Regions from separate parts of the Homo sapiens genome. Here regions 2 and 3 are each linked to region 1. A link is an interaction called in ENCODE POLR2A ChIA-PET data of the cell type or tissue named here. Cell type or tissue: MCF 10A. All regions are shown on one strand. Links, peaks and the distances in the headings refer to the core of each region. The heading gives the core; the rest is flanking DNA. Region 1 holds the start of SPTBN1-AS1 (SPTBN1 antisense RNA 1). Region 2 holds the start of LOC105374653 (a long non-coding RNA gene). Region 3 overlaps SPTBN1 (spectrin beta, non-erythrocytic 1).

Region 1 (6,118 bases), core at 1,337-5,336:
TCATGACCTGAAATTCTTTAATCTCTATGTCCCAAGGAAGACAGAGCACTTCATACCTCTCCTGGTGCAAACGCACTGAGCCAGAATAGCTAGAGAATGCACCTTCTCCAGAAAGATCAGATGCGGAGTGTCAGCATCTGGCTGCAAAGCAGACAGAAAAACTTCATTTTGATGCTTTTTAACTAGATCCTGTCTACATTACAACTTCACAGCCAGAGCCAATAGAATCAGTTCTCCAGGGGCAGGTTGGCAGGAGAGGGAACCAGGTTAGGGTGGGCATTTCACACTGTCATTCTTTCATTTAAAAGAAAATATATATATAAATATGAACATCTAGAAGTCTGAAAGGAGAAAGTTACAGAACACCGTGCAGCCTAAACTCAACAATGCCTGTGAACTTGGATGAGTTATTTGCCTCTATCTTATCACCTCTAAAACTTCACAGGTATGTTATAAAGACCAGACAAAATTCCATATAGAAAGCTCTGACTGGTACATGGTAAGCACTCAACAAAATCGTTTTTCCCAGTAACCCTGACAAGAAAGAAGAAACTTTATGGAATAATTGGAATGCAGGCATAGTATTTAAAAATGGTAAGCATTTCTAGGCCGGGTGCAGTGGCTCACACCTGTGATCCCAGCATTTTGGGAGGCCGAGGCAGACCAATCACTTGAGCTCATGAGTTCAAGACCAGTTTGGGCAACATGGTGAAACCCTGTCTCTACAAAACACACACACACACACACACACACACACACACACACACAAAGCAGGGTTTGGTGGCAAGTGCCTGTAGTCCCAGCTACTGGGGAGACTGAGGTGGGAGAATCACTTGAGCCTGGGAGGCAGAGGTTGCAGTGAGCCAAGATCATCACACCACTGCACTCCAGCCTGAGCAACAGAAGCAGACCTTGCCTCAAAAAAAAAAAAGAAAAAGAAAAGAAAAGTAAGCATTTCTATAGATGAAATGGAAGAGTAGGCATTTGAGGCAAAATGTAGAAGATAAGCGTGAAACCCAGGGATGGGTTTTATAAAAAGCTGTAGGCCTGCCTACCAGATTTGAATGGAATATATTAGAATAAGAAGTAAGTGGAGTGGGGCCATTTTACGGAGAATCTTTGAAGGCCAAGCTAGACTCTGGAACTTCATTTACACAATGGCACAAGCAACTGTTTCTGAGGGGGAAAGTGGCATGATGAGTGTTCTCTCATGAGGAGTTAAGCTGGCTGATGTGAAGTGGAGAGATGGTTATCATGAACCTGCACCTCTGTTACTACACAGTTCTCTAAATATGGGAGGTTGGGTTTTGCTGTATTTCAACATTCCTCTTTTATTTAACAGAGAAAAAAACATCAAATACAACTTTATACGATACATGAACTGATTCTGAGGAAAGTGATAACTTAATTTTGCAGGTGAAAATCTGAAAAAGAAAAAGAGGAAGGGGTGGGTGTGTGTGTGTTGGGTGTTGGGTGTTGGTGGTGAATGCTACAGCCATCAGAGGTTGAAGGGCTTGTCTTCTTATGCCAGGAGGCTTCGTGTGATAAAGCCATCACTCTTGTATCTCAATGAGGTTTTTTTTTTAATCACACTTATTTACTGACCCACAAATCTCTACAAACTATAAATCTCTACAAACCATAAATCTCTATAAACTATATATTTATGACTATCCTTATTTTTATTTTAAACTATATATAACTATATTTATATATAAATATATAACTCGATTTATATTTATATATAACTATATTTAAACTATAAATTTATAATATCTCTATAAATTTATAAACTATAAATCGCTATAAACCATTTTATCTAAATAGACCAGACTCATTTTAAAATTATATTCTCCTTAGCCAGAACTCCAAATCTCATTCTATGGCACACCTCCTGAAATTTTTAGGACCCAGTGTGGAAAGTAACTTGAAACCAGCCAAAATGCAGAAACAACTCCAGAAAAATCATAGCACTATCAGGCACAGACAATACATAAATAAGTTCATATCAGAGGCATTAAACCCAGTACAGGACTGGCAAGGTAGCTCACATCTGTGATCCCAACACTTTGGGAAGTGAAGGCGGGAGGATCATTTGAGGCCAGGAGTTCAACACCAGCCTGAGCAACATGGTGAGACTCTGTCTCTACAAAAAATTTAAAAATTAGCCAGACATGGTATAGTCCCAGCTACTTGGGAGGCTGAGGTGGGAGGATGGCTTGAGCCAGGACTTCAAGGCTGCTGTTGAGTCGTGATTGTGCCACTGCACTAGAGCCTGGGCAACAGCGTGAGACTCTGTCTCTTAAAACGAAAACAAAAAACCCAATACAGTTTCAGAGGAGCATTTTGCCAATATTCAGAGATTATGTGCTAGGAAAGATTATACTCAGAAGAGTAAAAAAAGGCACCCTTGCAGGAATGTACAAAATTAAATCAGCAGATAGAAATTATATGTTATCAAAAATATGTGATAATCAGAACTACAAATACCAAACAAAACACAAAACCAGGGATGGGAATTAAAGAAAGGTTTTGTGTGTGTGTGTTTAATCAAAATTCTCCTAGGATTGTTTAAAATGCAATCGGTTCATTTGTTCTGAAGGATGCTGACAAATGTGTGTAATTCTCCTGAGGTCCACCATACTTGAAAGTTAATTCACCCTTTCTCAATTCCTCAACATGGGTGGTTTTCTGCTACAGAAATACCAACACTAAACTTGTGCAACTCCTAAACCACAATATTTAAAAATAAGAAAGTCACTGGGGCTAAATTAGGAGACAAGGGTCACACTAAAAAAAATTATTTTTAAAGCTACCACACAAAACACGAAGCTTACCCCTTTCGAAGGGATTTCCTTGAGAAACAGCGTATGAGGTAAAATATCAGGGGCACATGATTTTTTTTAAATTTAAACTTTACGTTGTCCAGAGAGGACAGTTAAGACATTTCCTGTGTGTAGGCTCCACCCTTCTCGGCGAGCAGTTTTAAAACCTTCCTCAGCCCTTTCGGAATAACAGCCTTTTGTTATGGGTGGGCCTAGGGGTGCACTCCTCCCTCACACCTTCTATTTTCTCCCAGTTTTGCTTTTTTTCTGAGACTTCCAGGCTAGGCTGGCGGTGGAGTGGGCTGACGATCCCGGTGGGTGCTTTCCCCCAGGCGGGATGACACAATGAAGCTGGGAGTCCGGGCCAGGGGAAGAGGAGGAGCACGCAGTGGATTCTCCGACCCGAAAACCGTGAGGCCCCTAACAAACCTAGATAATGAACGCCCCCCCCCACCCCAACTCCTCTATTTACTACTTGCAAGCGCCCCCAGCTTAAGTTTTCAAAAAAGCAAATTTGACTGCCGAAGAGCTCAAGAGAAATGAACCAAAGAGACACAGAACCGTTCCCCAGAGCGAAGGGAGCTTCCTCTGAGCTAACTGCCAGAGGAATGTGGCACAGCCCAGCAAATGTTTAAAATCACGTCCTGTTCTGCCTCGTTTTCCAGAGAAGTGTCATTACTGTCAACTATTTCACAAGACAAATAAACCAATGAATGAAAGACATCCTCCCCCCTCTTCCCAATGAAAAACATTCTAGGGCTGAGCGGCTTCCTTCCTTCCTCCTCCTCACAGGAACCACATTTGCAGCACTGAGGAGGTTAAAATAAGAAACACACAGTCCTCGAATACTACTTTTTTACAGTGCTAGAGCCATTCCCAGCCTACTACTGACTCCAGGGGCTTCCAAACGGAAGGAGTTCTGTTTTCAGTTAGGAACCTTTTTTCATGTATAAGCTCTGAGACACTGCTGGCCAGGGCCTGCTGGCTGGGCAGGGACAGCTGAGGGGTGCAGGGGCCGCAGGGAAAACAGCACACTGGTGCACACACAGGCTTCTGCTCTCCCTAAAAATATGTTCAGTAAAATATTGGACTCATTCAATTGTCTGAGCCTTAAAAAGACTCCAAGAAACCTGTAATTGATCCAACTAATCCAACCCATAGGGTTGAAATGACAATAACCGGCTTTCATTAGAAATTATATAGCCCACTAAATAGATGGGAAGGCTCTTCCCAACACATCAGAAAAATTAAAATTAAGCTTCTGAATAAAAAACTGTAATTTACCAAAGGCTTAGGAACAAAAAGACCCCTCCCTCCTCCCCTTTGCTATTGTTCTACAGGACTGGGTCTGAGCACGGCACTTTACACCTTTAAAGCTTCCCAGAGGTAAGAGGCTGGGGGCTGGGAGCCAGAGGCGACCCGGAATCAAATACCTGCATACTAATAAGTCTATGAGCACTGATCTACTAGGAGGTAAAGTTAGCTAAAAGTAAAGAAAATGTGTGTGCAGCAGTTATCTGACAACCTAGAAAGCCAAAAAGGTGCTGGAGAGACAGGGACTCCAAATGGTAGCTCTTCTGGAGTGGAGTATGAGCAACTGCCTTCCCTAAGTCGTGAATGGGGTGCCCGCAGCCAACCACAGGGTCTGGGGCCGAGCTGTGAAGCCGCCCGTCTTCATTAGGGTCACAAATAAAGCCTCCAAGAACCCCCGTTGGCACCCAGGACAGGCCCGGCCTTTGGGAGGGGGCTTACCTTGCAGCTGCTTGAATCTGCCTTCCAGCTGGTTGTAGTTGTAAGGCACCTGCCCCGTGTACGCCGGCGACAGCGGCCCGGAGATACTAGACGTCCTCTGCAATTCCATTATGCCCGGCGTAACGCCCCGGAGGACTGCGCCCTGGAAATCTCGCTCCAGCCCCCTCCCACTCCCATCCAACACGCAGCAGCCTCCGCAGCGCTCGGCTCCTTAGGCGAGCCCCATTCCGGTCTGCAAGTCCAGCAGGGTGATCTGATGGGAAGTTGGCTGCAAGAGAGTCCACCTTAGCTCCGCGAGGAGTTACCACACAGGCATCTAATTTCTTGCTTTCCCTTCTTCCGTGGCCCTTGCCTGGAAGCTCGAAATAAATTACTGAGGAGGAGGGAGAAGCAGAGAGGAGGCGCAGGTTCTACTTCAGAACTTTTAAATATGGCCAATCCTAAGCATGCCACGGTTGCCGAGCCCGGGAGCTCGCGGGCGCAGCGCGCACACCTCCTCCCAGCTGCCCGCGGCGGCCGCCGGTTTGTAATTTTATCAGGAGCCACTCGCCGTGTGCTGGGCGGTGATGTCACCTGATTAGCATAACAGCATTGTATTAGAAATGCAGGCTATACCACGAGGAGGGGCGCGGGGGAGCCTAGCCGGCCCGCGACCCCCTACCGGTCCCGCACGGTCCGCGGTCGCCCCAGCCGCCCGGCAGCCGCCGACCCCCGGCCGGGCCCTGGACTCGCCGCGGTAGTGCCTTCCCAAACAGAGCTGCTGGAATTACAATCTTTTGTTGAGCCTCATGTAACGGAAAAGTCTCCGATTACTATCACTTGAAAAGGCTAGCGCGCCCACGGGACGGCCTGGAGAGTGAAGAGCCCCAAGGGTCCCGGGCCCGCGCGGCTCATTCACTCTCTAGCGTCTGCTGAGGTAACGCGGCCCGCACCTGGGCGCGCGCGACTGCCCCAGTGCGCTGGCGCCAACCACGCGGCGGCGGCCCGGCGAGCCACCGGGAAGAAGTCAGACAAAGTCACTCTCAGGGCGCTGTGCAGCGCCACAGCCAGGGGAGGTGTAAGTTCGGGCTCAGTGAAGAATCTCGGCTGACTTACGCTGCCATCAGGGGATATGAAGGCGGTGGTTTCCTGGAATAACACGGGCCTATGATAGGAATTCGACGCAAGGAAGATTTATGGGAGCACCGATTTGCAAGGCATTGTGGGAAAAAGGTACACAGGTAAACACCGCCGAGATCCCTGACCTGGAGTTGTTTATGATCCGGAGGGGAGATGAGGGAACCGAAACTACCCTCAAATTCCTACTCTGATTTGTAAAACAAGGCCTCTAAACTTGTGGTTCTCCAAAATTTTAAATCTCTCCTTCCCAGCTTCTTCTCCCACCAATCTCAACCAAAAATGAAATCTTCCACATAGAAAAGAGAATGATCAAAATGTATTCTTGGGAAATTGACTCTAGATCTCCCCCCTCTCTCTCCACCCTCCTGTCCCCCCTTTTTCCTCACTACCTAAACAGGCAGACAACAAATTACACTTTTGGC
Region 2 (6,118 bases), core at 1,172-5,171, 120 kb before region 1:
ACTGAAGCTGTCAGAGCGGCTGAGATCAAGGCTCTCTCTGAGGCTGGGCAGGAGAATGACTCCCCTGGGAGAACATTTCCACAAGGGGAAAGTGGTTAGTAGATGCGTACCCTGCACCAAGGCACGTGATTAAAGGGGAATATGGTCTGTGCAGTAGCCATACCAGGGGGCAGTTTATGCCCCCAGAAAACTGCTCTCAAAAAGAACCAAGAGCTGTAATTTTGGGAACACAAGCCTCTTTGGTGGAGAATGGTGTTATTGCTAAATGCTCAGCATCTGGGGAGCATTTTAATGCCTGATGCTGCATCAACTTGTGGAAAACTACCAATAGTCCTTGAAATAAGCATCACAAAGTCTTGTAGAAACACAGCAAAATGTTTATGATGCATATGTAAGTAAAAATTGTATGCAGAATAGGTACTTGTGATGTTTAACTATGTAGGATTTGAGGCATGTGGGCCAGTGGGTTGTTAGAGTTAAAAAAAAAAGGAAGAATGCTTTTTTTTTTTTTGAGACAGAGTCTCTCTCTGTTGCCCAGGCAGGAGTACATGGGCATGATCTCAGCTCACTGCAACCTCCACCTCCCAAGTTCAAGTGATTCTCGTGCCTCAGCCACCCAAGTAGCTGGTATTACAGGCGTGCACCACCAGGCCTAGCTAATTTTTTTTTTAAGTAGAGATGGTGTTGTGCCATTTTGGCCAGGCTGGTCTTGAACTGCTGACCTCAAGTGGTCTGTCCGCCTTGGCCTCCCAAACTGTTGGGATTACAGGTGTGAGCTACCACACCTGGCCCAAGAATGCTTTTATCATACTGTCTTTCCTGTTCAAAATATTGCATCTCTTACCAACATGTTTCACTAAAAAAACATGAGGTCACCAAATGCCTATTTAAGGAACTGAATTTTTATTTTTAAAAATAAAGTCCCCCAAGTGATGCTACTCATCTGTTTCTTTGGGGAATCCCAGATGCCTGAGTTAATGGTCAGAACATCATTTGGCTGGGAAACAATCCATATAGGTGCAACTGTCCCTGGGTGCGTGGCCCCGTGATTGGGTGCAGCTCCCTCTCAGTCAGTTCTCACTGTCTTATCAAGACTCCATCTCTGAAATCTTGAAATGCATCTTGAAATGCAAGGATCCTTAATCCATTTATTCCTTTGACAAACAGAAAATGAGCCCTTCTGTCTGTTCACGCTTCCCCTCTTTCCTCTTCTGAGAAATGGAGGTCTAATTGCTGGCATGGGAAAGAGCCTTGTTTTAACCGTCAGCTCCGCCCTAGTGGATGGAAGACAGGGTTAGCATGCCCTGTTTTTCATACAGCACCTGGGCTTGTAAAATGGAACTAAAGAAGGAAATGATGACCAGGCATCCAGAAGTCAGCTCCTGTCTTTCTATGCTCTGCTAGAAAAGAGAGGTTGTGAGCTGAGGGACATCAGGAGAGCAGGAAGACCTGCAGGAAGAGCCGGCTGGGCACCCAAACATGGCTGTACCTCAGAAGATGCCTGTGCAGTTCAGAACTTGGAGGAGATGGGGCCGCAGGTGCTGAGGAGGCAGCAAGAGTCAGATGCAGTGACACAGGGGAGGTCAGACATCACAGGAAAGAGCAATGATGGAAGTCAGGGAACGAAGGGGCCCTGTGGCCAGTTCAGGGGGCTAGAGTGAAAATCTGACCTATCTCAGCTGCAGCCCATCAGTTCCTGTAGCTTGTCTTCACATCCTTTGGCTAGAAAGCAGATGAAAGAAAACCTGTCCACAGAGGCTGTGGGCTGAGCCTCTCCTCCCCACTTTTTAAACACCAGACACCGACATAGGCTTTATGCTGAGCTGTGATTTATCTTGCCAACCTTCTGAGGCTACAGAGTACCCAGCTGTTTGGAGGGTCCTTCTGCCCTACCTTTCCTCCTTCCTTACTTCTTTCCTTCCATCTTTTCTTCCTTCCAAATATTTATTGTGTCCCCACCACACACTCTTTATCTGAACTTAAATTTGATCCGAAAAGGACTTCAGCATGTATTGACAGTTGAAATCCAGGCAGCTACAGATTTGTAAGGCCAGTGAATCAGGCATCAGCTATCCTCTAATTACATTGCACATGTATTTGAGAGCAAAGCTTGCACTTGCATAGCTAAACTCTAGAGTCACATGGATGCTCAAGGAGTCAGTGAAGAGCTGTGGCTTCAAGAACCCAGCCTTGCATGGCTGTTGAGTGGACATGACACTGGGTATCCAGTCCTTTCTCTGAAAGCCCACGACTGGGGCAACAGCTTACACACATGAGATGCCCTCTCAGCTGGCACTGGTTCCATGACCATCATTCCTCAGCCCACAGAGAAGTGCAGGAAAAGAATCTAGGTGGGGGACAGTTAGTGTAGTCTGAGAGTGTGGCCTCTGGAGAGATGTGTCAGAATTCAAATATCCAGCTGCGATTTGTACAAGTACTTAACTCTTTAAGCCTCTGTTTTCTTCTTTGTACAATGAAGACATTGCCTGGTAGAATTGCTGCAAGGATTTGATGAGAACGCAACTTGAAAACTTAGCACACTGCCTGGACAACCTTATAGTTGGTTACCTATTAATATTAGCAAGATGAAATCATTCCATTTGGAGGAAAACAAATGGTGGAAACAAAACCAGTGGTTCAGAGTCCCATACCTAAATCACTGACTGATTTTTTTCAATCAGTTGTCCTGACAGGTTCAGATCCAGCGTGAGCTCCTGGCTTCTCTCCCTTTTCCTATGCAGTGTGTTCACACTCACACATCCACTTGTTACACAGCGCAGGATGCCACTGAGATCCTGAACACACACCTCCTTCTCAGCTCAAGATATCAAGGCAGCTGAATGGAGATGAGGCAGGGGGAAGGTCAGTCCTGGGGTCAGCCAGACCGTGTTAAAGCTTCAGAGCACTGTGGTCTTGGTTCTACCAGCTCTGGCTTAGCTCAGTCTTCTTTTCTCTGGGCTGACAGTTCAGGTTGTGGGTCTAACAACACCTCACTAATAAGTCTCTACCTCACAGGGTCATTGTGAAGGTTGGAACGAGTTAACATGGGGAAAGTGCTAAGGGCAGCACCTGACTGACGCATACAGTAGGCGCCTGGCCAAATGCTGGCTGTGTCAGAGCCAGAGCAGAAATGGTATTCCTCTTCGTTCTGCGCCAAGTGCTACAAGGACAGCCGCCACTAGTACTGGTGCCCGATGATCTGAGACACGAGGGGGCCATCAGGTTATGTTCCAGCTACAGCGCTGCTCCCCCTCCTTCCCCGCTTCCTGAGGCAACTGTGATAGAGAAATGATGGAAATCGTGTGTCACAGGTGAAAAGAGAACATAAGGATGGGTTCATCTTCGCAAACTTTTCTCCTATGGAATTGAAATTTTTTCCCCACCTGAGGAAAGCCAGACATTCTGCCTTCTCACCTTTTCCAAACACCAGTGGCACCCTCTTCCTTTAAACCCTCATGCCCGAGTAAATGGCTTCCCCGGGACCCGGGCTCAGTGTCCCCAGCCCAGTCACCCTCCTATCTACAGCGAAGCTCTCAGGCACATGGGACACCCTTGGCTTTTGGGTCATCAGTTCTCTGGGTAATTTTACCCCCTGTCAGAGCTGGAGACTTTGTAAATAATAGGGTGCTGAGCGATGAGGGAGCTGCAACCCCGCCACGGGGCCAGGCAGCAGGGACAGTGTGCACCACACAGATTGTTTCCCAGCCAAATGATGTTCTGACTCCTCAAAGAAACAGAAGTAGCGCCTTTTGGAGGGCCTTATTTCAAAAGAAAATACTTTCTTAGGCTGACTTTTGGTTAATTTGTAAATTTACTGCATTCCCATATCAGCTCCTGTTGCTGATGAGCTGTGCCAGTGTCTGAAGTAACCCCCCAATGCCTGGTGGAGAAGGGAGCTCGGGAGGTGGTAGCAAGGGGAACTAGACCCCTAGAGGTCCTTCCTGCTTGTTAACCTACATTTGCTCTCTGAAGCCAGGTATGCCCCAACTGAAGCACCTCGGAGGGAAAACACGGAGGTGGTGTTGCGGGGGTGGGGTGGGGGGTTATCAACACCTGCAGTCAGGGGCAGCCTTGAACACAGGAGCAAATATGCTTTAAAATAAAAGAGGCTCCTGCCTGACAGACTACCATGGGAGAAAAGGAACCGATTTATGGAGTGTGGCGTTCATCAGTTCATTTAATCTCCTCTAGAGGCCAAGGCTCAGATGAAGCAGACGAAGAGGAGTCTCACATTTGTAAGCGCCACAAGGGCTGCTTCCCAGCATGGCTGGTGCGTGGTGGGTGCTTTGCAGAGGGGATAAGGGAGTCTTTTTTTACTTGTCACGGGGCTGGGAGGTGAAGGAGCCACCATTCAATCTGGCTTCAGAGCCTACCTTCTTTCCTCAGAAGAGCAGAGGCTGAGCAAGCTGGATGAAGTAATCCAATCATGTGTCCCCAGGAAAGACAAGAGTCCTCAAATCCAAGTGGGGAGATGACAGACCCGTGTAACAGATGGCAGCTAGGAGAAGGCCCCGTATGCACGCCTGCGAGCACTGGCTCAGAAACGCACGCTCCTTACAGCCATTATTATTATTATTTTTGAGATGGAGTCTCACTCTGTCGCCCAGGCTGGAGTGCAGTGGTGTGATCTCGGCTCACTGCAACCTCCGCCTCCCAAGATCAAGCAATTCTCCTGCCTCAGCCTCCGGAGAAGCTGGGAGTACAGGTGCCCGCCACCACGCCCAGCTAATTTTGTTGTATTTTTAGTAGAGATGGGGTTTCGCCATATTGGCCAGGCTGGTCTCAGACTGCTGACCTTGTGATCCGCCCGCATCGGCCTCCCAAAGTGTTGGGATTACAGGCGTGAGCCACCAAGCCCGGCCACGGCCATTTTAATTAGGGCTGTGGACATTCCCCTAAGATGGAAGATTAAAACCTTGAGCGACTGTTTCCTCCGAAAAAAAACAAAACTTGAGGAACAGGAACACTGGAAATAATTCACTGTGACGGAGAAACGTAAATGATGACCGAAGATGGAGCAGATTCCCCGGGAGAAATGTTGTGAGCCAAGACTTGGCCTCAGCTCCACTGGAGAAAGCTCCCAGGTTCCCGCCCAGCGCCCAGACTCCAGAACACAGGATGCCCCACCCTGTGGAGAAAGTCGCTGCGGGCTTATGTAAGGGAAATTCCCCTTCCCTTTAAAGAACCAGTTTCAGGAAACACCACTAACGTCCTGCCTCCCTGATTTCCACTCCCGGACACAATGGGTCTCCACCGTGTGATAAATATCCGAAAAGACAAGTCAAGGCCAAGTGGAAACATACGCAAGCCACACGCCCCTGCGGGCCCCAGCATGGCCGCCCTCCAGGATGTCTGTGCTGAGGCAAGAACGCACAGAGCCCAGGCTCACCACGGGGAAGCCACAGGCCTTGTGGGTGCCGGGTAAGGGAGTGAAGGGAGCTCCTGCCAGCTTCTCTGAGTTTCAGTTACAGAGTCCTATGCCTATGTGTCCTCTTCCTGCTGTGACTCGGCCCTGACCATAAGAAAAACCAACCCTGATAAGTTACACCAGGTTGAAAGGAACACTGAAAACACAGGTCAGGCAATTAACGCCAGGGGCCGTAGAAAACCCGGGCATCCCTGAGGAAGCAGGTCTTCCAAGCTCCCCTGCACAGAAGAGTCAAAATGAGGCATTACCTTGGAAAAACTTGAATTCTACTCAGTAATTCTATCACCCACTATCACTCTCCCAAATCAGCCCAGTTCACGAGTATGAGGGATTGGTGAAGCTTCTTCAAAACTTGAGTGAAAATGCCCTGAACCGCATGGAAGAGAAGCGTCAGCTACTCACACATCGTGATCCCTATTTACATGAAAGGGAACAAGCAGGACCTTTCACTTCTGTTTTCTGAAATGCTGCTTTTAAGGCTGACCTTTCACACACACACACACACACACACACACACACACCCCACAAAAAACAAAAAAACATTCAAAGCTCAAATAGGATATAACATTCTTTCTCACAGGCAGGCCAGTTGAATTTTCCTTCTACAAGTTGAAAAACTCGTTTTTCTAGGGTGGCCTGTGTTCTTTAAGTTGGGTCTAAACCTTGAAAAACTTTGAAGCTCACGTTTAT
Region 3 (6,118 bases), core at 992-4,991, 54 kb before region 1:
TTGCCAAGTGCTTTGTTAATAAAAAGTCTGTAAGCATTGTAAAACCTAAAGCAGTGAATATCACTAAGGACAATCAAGTCAGAACAAATAATCCGTCAACTCGAGCCTGCCATAAAATAAAAATAAAACATGCATCCATGTGGCTTTTCTTGCTTGGTAATTCAGTCTCACAAAAGATGTGAACTGTGTCGTAGATTTAAAACACTACTCTTACTTAGGAAAAAGTGACGACAACCTAGACACCTCTGAGGCCTCTGCTTCCATTGGCTTTCTACTCTACCTACAAAGACACCAGGACCTGCAGTCCCTTGTCACACGTTACTTTGGGACAAGAAGTGGTGGGACTATCTGTTCAAGTGACACTCAGCTTTCTTTCTTCCATACGCCACTTAATTGGATGAAGTTTGTAAAAGTAGTACCTCCCTGAAAAATTTATGTGTGAAACTTACCCATAATGAATCAGCTATTCTATACCATATTGACTATTAATAACTTTATATCAGTAGCTGATTAAAGGTTCATACCTGACTTGACCCTTTTATTAGGCCATAAGCTCTTTATAGACATGATGACTTTTCAGCTAGCTCTCAGAATGGATGGAGTTCTGATTTTCATATTCTGAATTAATGTTCATTAGAGTTACATCTACACCTAAAGTAGTTCTGACAGTAAATCTAATTAACCTAAAATTGGGTCTCAGTAAGTACCTATGACCTTAAACCAATTTGCTAAGAACTCGAAGGCTTAGCATCAGTTGAGTCCTAACAATAGTAAGCAACAAAAAAGATGTGGTTCTCTAAAAACAACTTCACTGAAATTTCAATGAAAAAATAAAAGGGAAACTGACACAGATAATATTAAAAGGTTATGCTGTTGTTTACTGTGCAAAGAAAGCTCCCCAAAACAGAAATTAAAGGGTGAAGAAAACCTACAACTGTATTCTTAAAATATCATGGATATGATTCCTAAGCATGCTTCCAGGGTTTTCAAATTCAAAATATAATGCTCTCTGGAGCTTCCTTAATAAAGAGAAGGAAACTGATTATGAAGACATGACAGGTCTAAAATATAAATTAGAGCTCCTTTCATTCTGAGAGCTAATTGAAAAGTCATATCAACTGCTTGCGAGTTAACAAGACTTCCCAATGGAAGCAGTGGAAAAGATACCTGTCAACACCTTCTAAGTGATGACTGCAGTGGAATTCAGTCCTGGAAGAAGCAGCCCCAATACCCTCTTCATTCACACTCACCCAGCTGTCTTCATCTGGCACCACAACAGCAATGCATCCTTGGCAGATTTCTTCTCTTTGTTGTCTTCAGTTTCCACACTGATATCCTGGATCTAAGATTTACAAAGAAATATTAGACAAATAGATGGGTCAGCTGCCTAAAAGAACCACTGAAGAACAGGTCTGCATATACATAAAGAATAAACTGTAGATCATAGCCTTGCCCTGCAGACGATCTACCCTGTCAATGAAAACTGCTTCCTGAAGTCTGGGCTCACTTCAGAAACACAACGAAAACTACATTTTCTATGTCACACAGACAGAAGGCTGACGGGACTTCCCAGCACCTATCAGAGGTCATTTTTACCCCTGAGACAACCCATCTTTCCAGTGAGAATCTAGCACAGGGGTTCATACAGTGCATCTGGAATCTCACCAGACCCCCAGAAAAATACTGAGTTCGGTTTTTTTGTAAGTAAACATTTTTCACACCACGTGCAACCTTCATTGATGAGGGCACTGTGTGCACCATTTCCAAACTATTAGAGCAAGTGTGGGCTTAAACGCTGTGCTTCCATGGTGTGCCTTCATAAGCCGCTCAGAGGCAGCATATTTGCAACATTATACACAAAGCCTGGTCGGCTGGCACCAAAGTCAGACTGCCTGGATGTGAATCCAGGCTCCATCACCTACCATGTACCCTTGGGCAGGTTCCCCAGCTTCCCCATCTGAGGAATGGAAATAATGACAGTGGCTAATCTCACAGCACTGTTATGCACTTAAATGATATAATAAAGTGCAGAGCTCGTAATAAGGGTCTGTGAATGTTAGTTTTTAGATTAGGCGCCAACTGCCAGCTACGTAATTTTAGACAAATGCTCCAAATACACTTTTGTCTATTATATGAAAGTTTCCTCTTGTAGAGTAAAATGTGGAATGGAGTCAGGAGTGGATGGTGCTGGCCAGGAGTCCATCCATTGCCTCCAGCTGTAGCCATTTTAAGCTTCGCTGCTCTGTCATGCTCCCCACTACCTTCACTCCATTCAATCTACAAACACTTCCCAGAATTCTTTTTGAAAAACAGAGAAAATGAAGACAAAATATATAAATACAGGATTAAAAAGTTAGAAACTTTCAACTAGGAAAAACACCTGGGAATTGAAACAACTACATTAAAAAAAAATTCTCTATTTTTAATTGTGTTAAGAAGGTGAAGCCTGAGTCTGTATAAACCCCAGTCTCTAATATTAGGATCATTAGCTCAAGTGCAGAAAGGGAATGTGGAAGAACAACCCTCACTCAAGGGGTGAGAGACAGGCTCACCAGGAAAGTCAGGCTGCAACTTTACACACATTAACCCATTGGCTTTCTTATACTTCTGTGTGAAGGGTATCTGTTTCCAGATTTGCCCATATGGAAACAAAGCCTACCCTTCTGAAATGAAGACAGCTCCCTATTTAAACTAGGCAAACTTAGAGACTTCCACTCCAGTTTCTCACCATCTTTTACTTTTTTTTTTTTTTGAGACAGTCTCTGTCGCCCAGGCTGGAGTGCGGTGGTGTGATCTCGGCTCACTGCAATCTCCGCCTCCCATATTCAAGCGATTCTCCTGCCTCAGCTTCTCAAGTAACTGGGATCATAGGTGTCTGCCACCACACCTGGCTAATTTTTGTATTTTTAGTAGAGGCAGGGTATCGTCATGTTGGCCAGGTTGGTCCCGAACTCCTGATCTGAAGTGATCCACCCACCTTGGCCTCCCAAAGTGCTGGGATTACAGGCATGAGCCACCGCACCTGGCCCTTATACTCTCTTTTAAAGGGGCAGCATCATAAAATCTGTGTCATCATCAGTATTTAATGGACACTTCTATGCACATATAGGGTAGGCCATATCCTGGTAGCAATGAGAGCACACGCACGCACACACACACATACACACACACTGGGAACTTGTAAAACCGTATATTCAGGAGCTGGTGGAAGGAGAGACCGTTGTAGGTACACAGGGAAGCTTGACCCTATGTATCTACAAGGATATGTGGAGTATCCTTATAGATATGCTGGATATCTACAGCTGGGCCTTGGCTGATTCATAATCATATTATTTTTGTAGAATAGGTAATGTTTTAATAAAGCTGCTGGAGAAAGCTGAGTCATTTAAGACAACAACACTGCAGGCCACGCGGTAACATCAGCAGCCTATGCCTCTCACCTCAACAGAAAGGGAGAAAATACACATCAGCATTTACAAGTTGAATTATAGGAATATGCAAACTGGCAGGAAGCGAATTAGTCAATGACTCAAAGCAATTCACGCTGAGAATCCTGAAAAGGGCTGTGTGTGCCAGCTCCCTGACCTGGGTGCTGACCCGCTGTCAAGATAGCCCACAGTCAGGATGGCCTTCCACGCTCTGATTATTGCAGGCCAAAGCTAACAGAAATACAACATTTTACTCCATAAAACTGGGGTGAAGCTAGAGGAGTGTACTGCTAATAATTTCACCTCTGTTGCCATAAGACACAAGAGCAGTAATTAGTGGATTCAATGGCTACTCCATTTTCAAATCATTCAGGAACTAAATAACAGAAATGTAAGAGTTCTATCTGGGGAAAAATGTCCTTGATTGCTGTAATTAACTCCTTTAATGATGTTGTACCATCTTCAACAGTGGTTCTCTCTTCAGACCTACTTAATCAGAACTACTAGGGCTGGGCCCTGGGAACCTGAATTATTAAAAGGGTTTCCCAAAGGCATCAGATGATCAGCCAGCTTGGGAACCAGCCAGGCAGGAAGATATTTCTTCCTGTAACTCATTCTAGTCCCCTACCCCTTCTTCCCACATATATAATCACGACACTAACTGAAGCCCAATCGTAGGGCAAGTGAGAAGGAAAAGGGACTGTTGACAGGCTGATTTCAGAGTTTCAATAAGAAAACAAAGCAAGTTATAATTTGATTTTTCGTTTTTCCTTTTTGTGTGAGGTTTTTGTTTACCCAGAAAAATCAAAACAGATCTTTATTAAAGGGGCAGAACAGGAAGGAATGGCAAGAGAACACAGTCACTGAGGAGACAGGACTGTTAGAATATTTGTTCGCAGAGAAACCTGACACTATGGTACAAAGTTGTTCCTGCCTTTCCAATTTTAATTGGAACGCATGAGTACGAAGCATGAGCCTGGAGAAAGAACCAATAATCAGGCTCGTGGTGGTGCACAGTCCCAAAAGGCTGAGCGCTCTCTCTTAAGGGGTCAGAGGCACCCACTATAGCCCTGGCTGGCTGTGTCATCAGAGGCAAGGTTTCAAATTTCTGTGGGTCCCCGATTTCTTCATAAAGTGAAAGAAGTGGACAAAATGACCTTGAGAGTACCTTCCGGCTTAAAATACTTCTATACTTAGAGCCTTCCTCCTCAAGTATAACAAAACCCATAAAGCATCATCAATTCAAAGAAACACAAGAGTTTTGTACTTTCCTCCTGCAAACTGCTTCCTCACATCCAAAGAGAATGAGAAGGTGAAAATGGAGCCCACACACATGCCATAACCCTCAACAGCTTTGCCAAAAAATGTTCTGTAACACATGTCATAGTTGAGTGAAGTTGAGGCAGTCTAAGCTAATAACCTAGCATTGGCCACGTCCTTATACCTTTGCTCCTGAGAGCCAAGCAGCAGAGACCAGATGTTTAGAGCAGGTGCCAGCAAAGTGGCGGGCTGGGATGCAGCCTAGAAGCCCCTGGGCCGCTGAGATGTGTCTGACAGGAAAGCTAAGATTACCAGGGCTAGTACAATTGCAGGAGGATGTAGTAGCTTCCACGTGCCTACGAGGCAGCATTCAATTCTGAGGGCTGGATATGACACACATGACTCTGAGACATGCTTTCAACCTGGTCTTCCCGATCCCTCTGATACAGGGAGGCCAGCTCTATAACAATGCTCATACCTGAGAGGTCGGCCTAAGTTCTGAGCAACCCTGGGCAGAGACCCTTACCTGGAAGCGCAGGATGATGGTCCAGATGAGGCCAAGGGTCAGCCGGTGGTTTCCATCCACGATGTCATGGGACCCCATGTTCTCAAGATGGACTCTCTGCTCCTTCAGGAACTGAAGGGCCTTGTCCACATTCTCTAAGCAGTGGATGCGCATTCGTCCCTTGGTGGGTTTAGGCTAGAAACAGGAGAGCAGAGGTAGAGACACATCACCCAACAGAGTAGAGATGAACCCCGAGTTACTGCCTAGTCACATGTGCCCATTCATGCAATGCTCTCCCGCTCAGAGCAGAACATTAACAAACACATGTACTCATTAAGTCCAAGGACGGTATTTACCTAACGGCCACAGAAAAAAAGTTTACTTAAGGGGATGATAACTGATTCCTCTTTAGAGAATAGTTGTGGAGCTATATAGTTTACAAATGAGCATTTGTTTAAGTTCAGGGAAGAGAGAATCCAATTTTCATGGAGAATTTCAGCGCTACTGCTGCCATCCATACAATTTTTTTTTTTTGCAGGTGCATGACAAAACACCTGTGAGGATTTTCTGATTACTTGGAATGTAAAATTAGGTTTGCCACCTGCTGGCAACCCTTAAGCTTGGCTCAAAATGAAAACAGGGAACACAACCATCAAATCAGAAGAATTTCCAAGTGGTGGTTGTGTGTGGAGGGATGGGGTGAAGGTTAAGTAAAGAAGTATAACTTACTGAAAAGAAGGGGAAAAGGGAAAAAAATGAGTGTAGTGCAATTTAAATACCCCAAATGTTTCTTCCCTCTACCCAGTTTTATCAAAACGTAAAAGAGGCCCTTGGAAGGTGAACATTTTAAATAAAACAAACAAACAAAAAATATATATATAGAGAGAGAGTAGATAATGCATATGTGTATATATACATCTACTAT

The links. Peaks named below come from ENCODE experiments on the same cell type or tissue, not always from the same donor. Only the 100,000 strongest peaks of a DNase experiment are listed, where the experiment ranks them.
Region 2: POLR2A ChIA-PET joins it to region 1 with 10 read pairs; 13 of 35 experiments call an interaction of 5 or more read pairs at or near these places.
Region 3: POLR2A ChIA-PET joins it to region 1 with 18 read pairs; 25 of 35 experiments call an interaction of 5 or more read pairs at or near these places.

The regions. Positions count from the first base shown.
Region 1 is chr2:54,557,347-54,563,464 of GRCh38, reverse strand. The region is part of intron 2 of SPTBN1 (spectrin beta, non-erythrocytic 1); the gene reads right to left. It overlaps SPTBN1-AS1 (SPTBN1 antisense RNA 1), which reads left to right and starts at 4,760. Exons shown (of 4, transcript NR_185881.1): 1 at 4,760-5,797. RefSeq lists an enhancer at 3,052-3,221 and a silencer at 5,223-5,362. In MCF 10A, for the core only: no CTCF peak of the experiment used is centred there; DNase peaks (open chromatin) are centred at 2,934, 3,524, 4,834 and 5,084.
Region 2 is chr2:54,672,891-54,679,008 of GRCh38, reverse strand. The region is part of intron 1 of SPTBN1-AS2 (SPTBN1 antisense RNA 2); the gene reads left to right. It overlaps LOC105374653 (a long non-coding RNA gene), which reads right to left and starts at 4,627. Exons shown (of 3, transcript XR_940104.2): 1 at 4,374-4,627. RefSeq lists an enhancer at 5,203-5,497. In MCF 10A, for the core only: no CTCF peak of the experiment used is centred there; a DNase peak (open chromatin) is centred at 3,088.
Region 3 is chr2:54,611,431-54,617,548 of GRCh38, reverse strand. It overlaps SPTBN1 (spectrin beta, non-erythrocytic 1), which reads right to left. Exons shown (of 36, transcript NM_003128.3): 4 at 5,215-5,388; 5 at 1,251-1,342. Among named protein-coding and RNA genes, the nearest start is that of SPTBN1-AS1, 56 kb to the right of the region's middle. In MCF 10A, for the core only: no CTCF peak of the experiment used is centred there; a DNase peak (open chromatin) is centred at 3,478.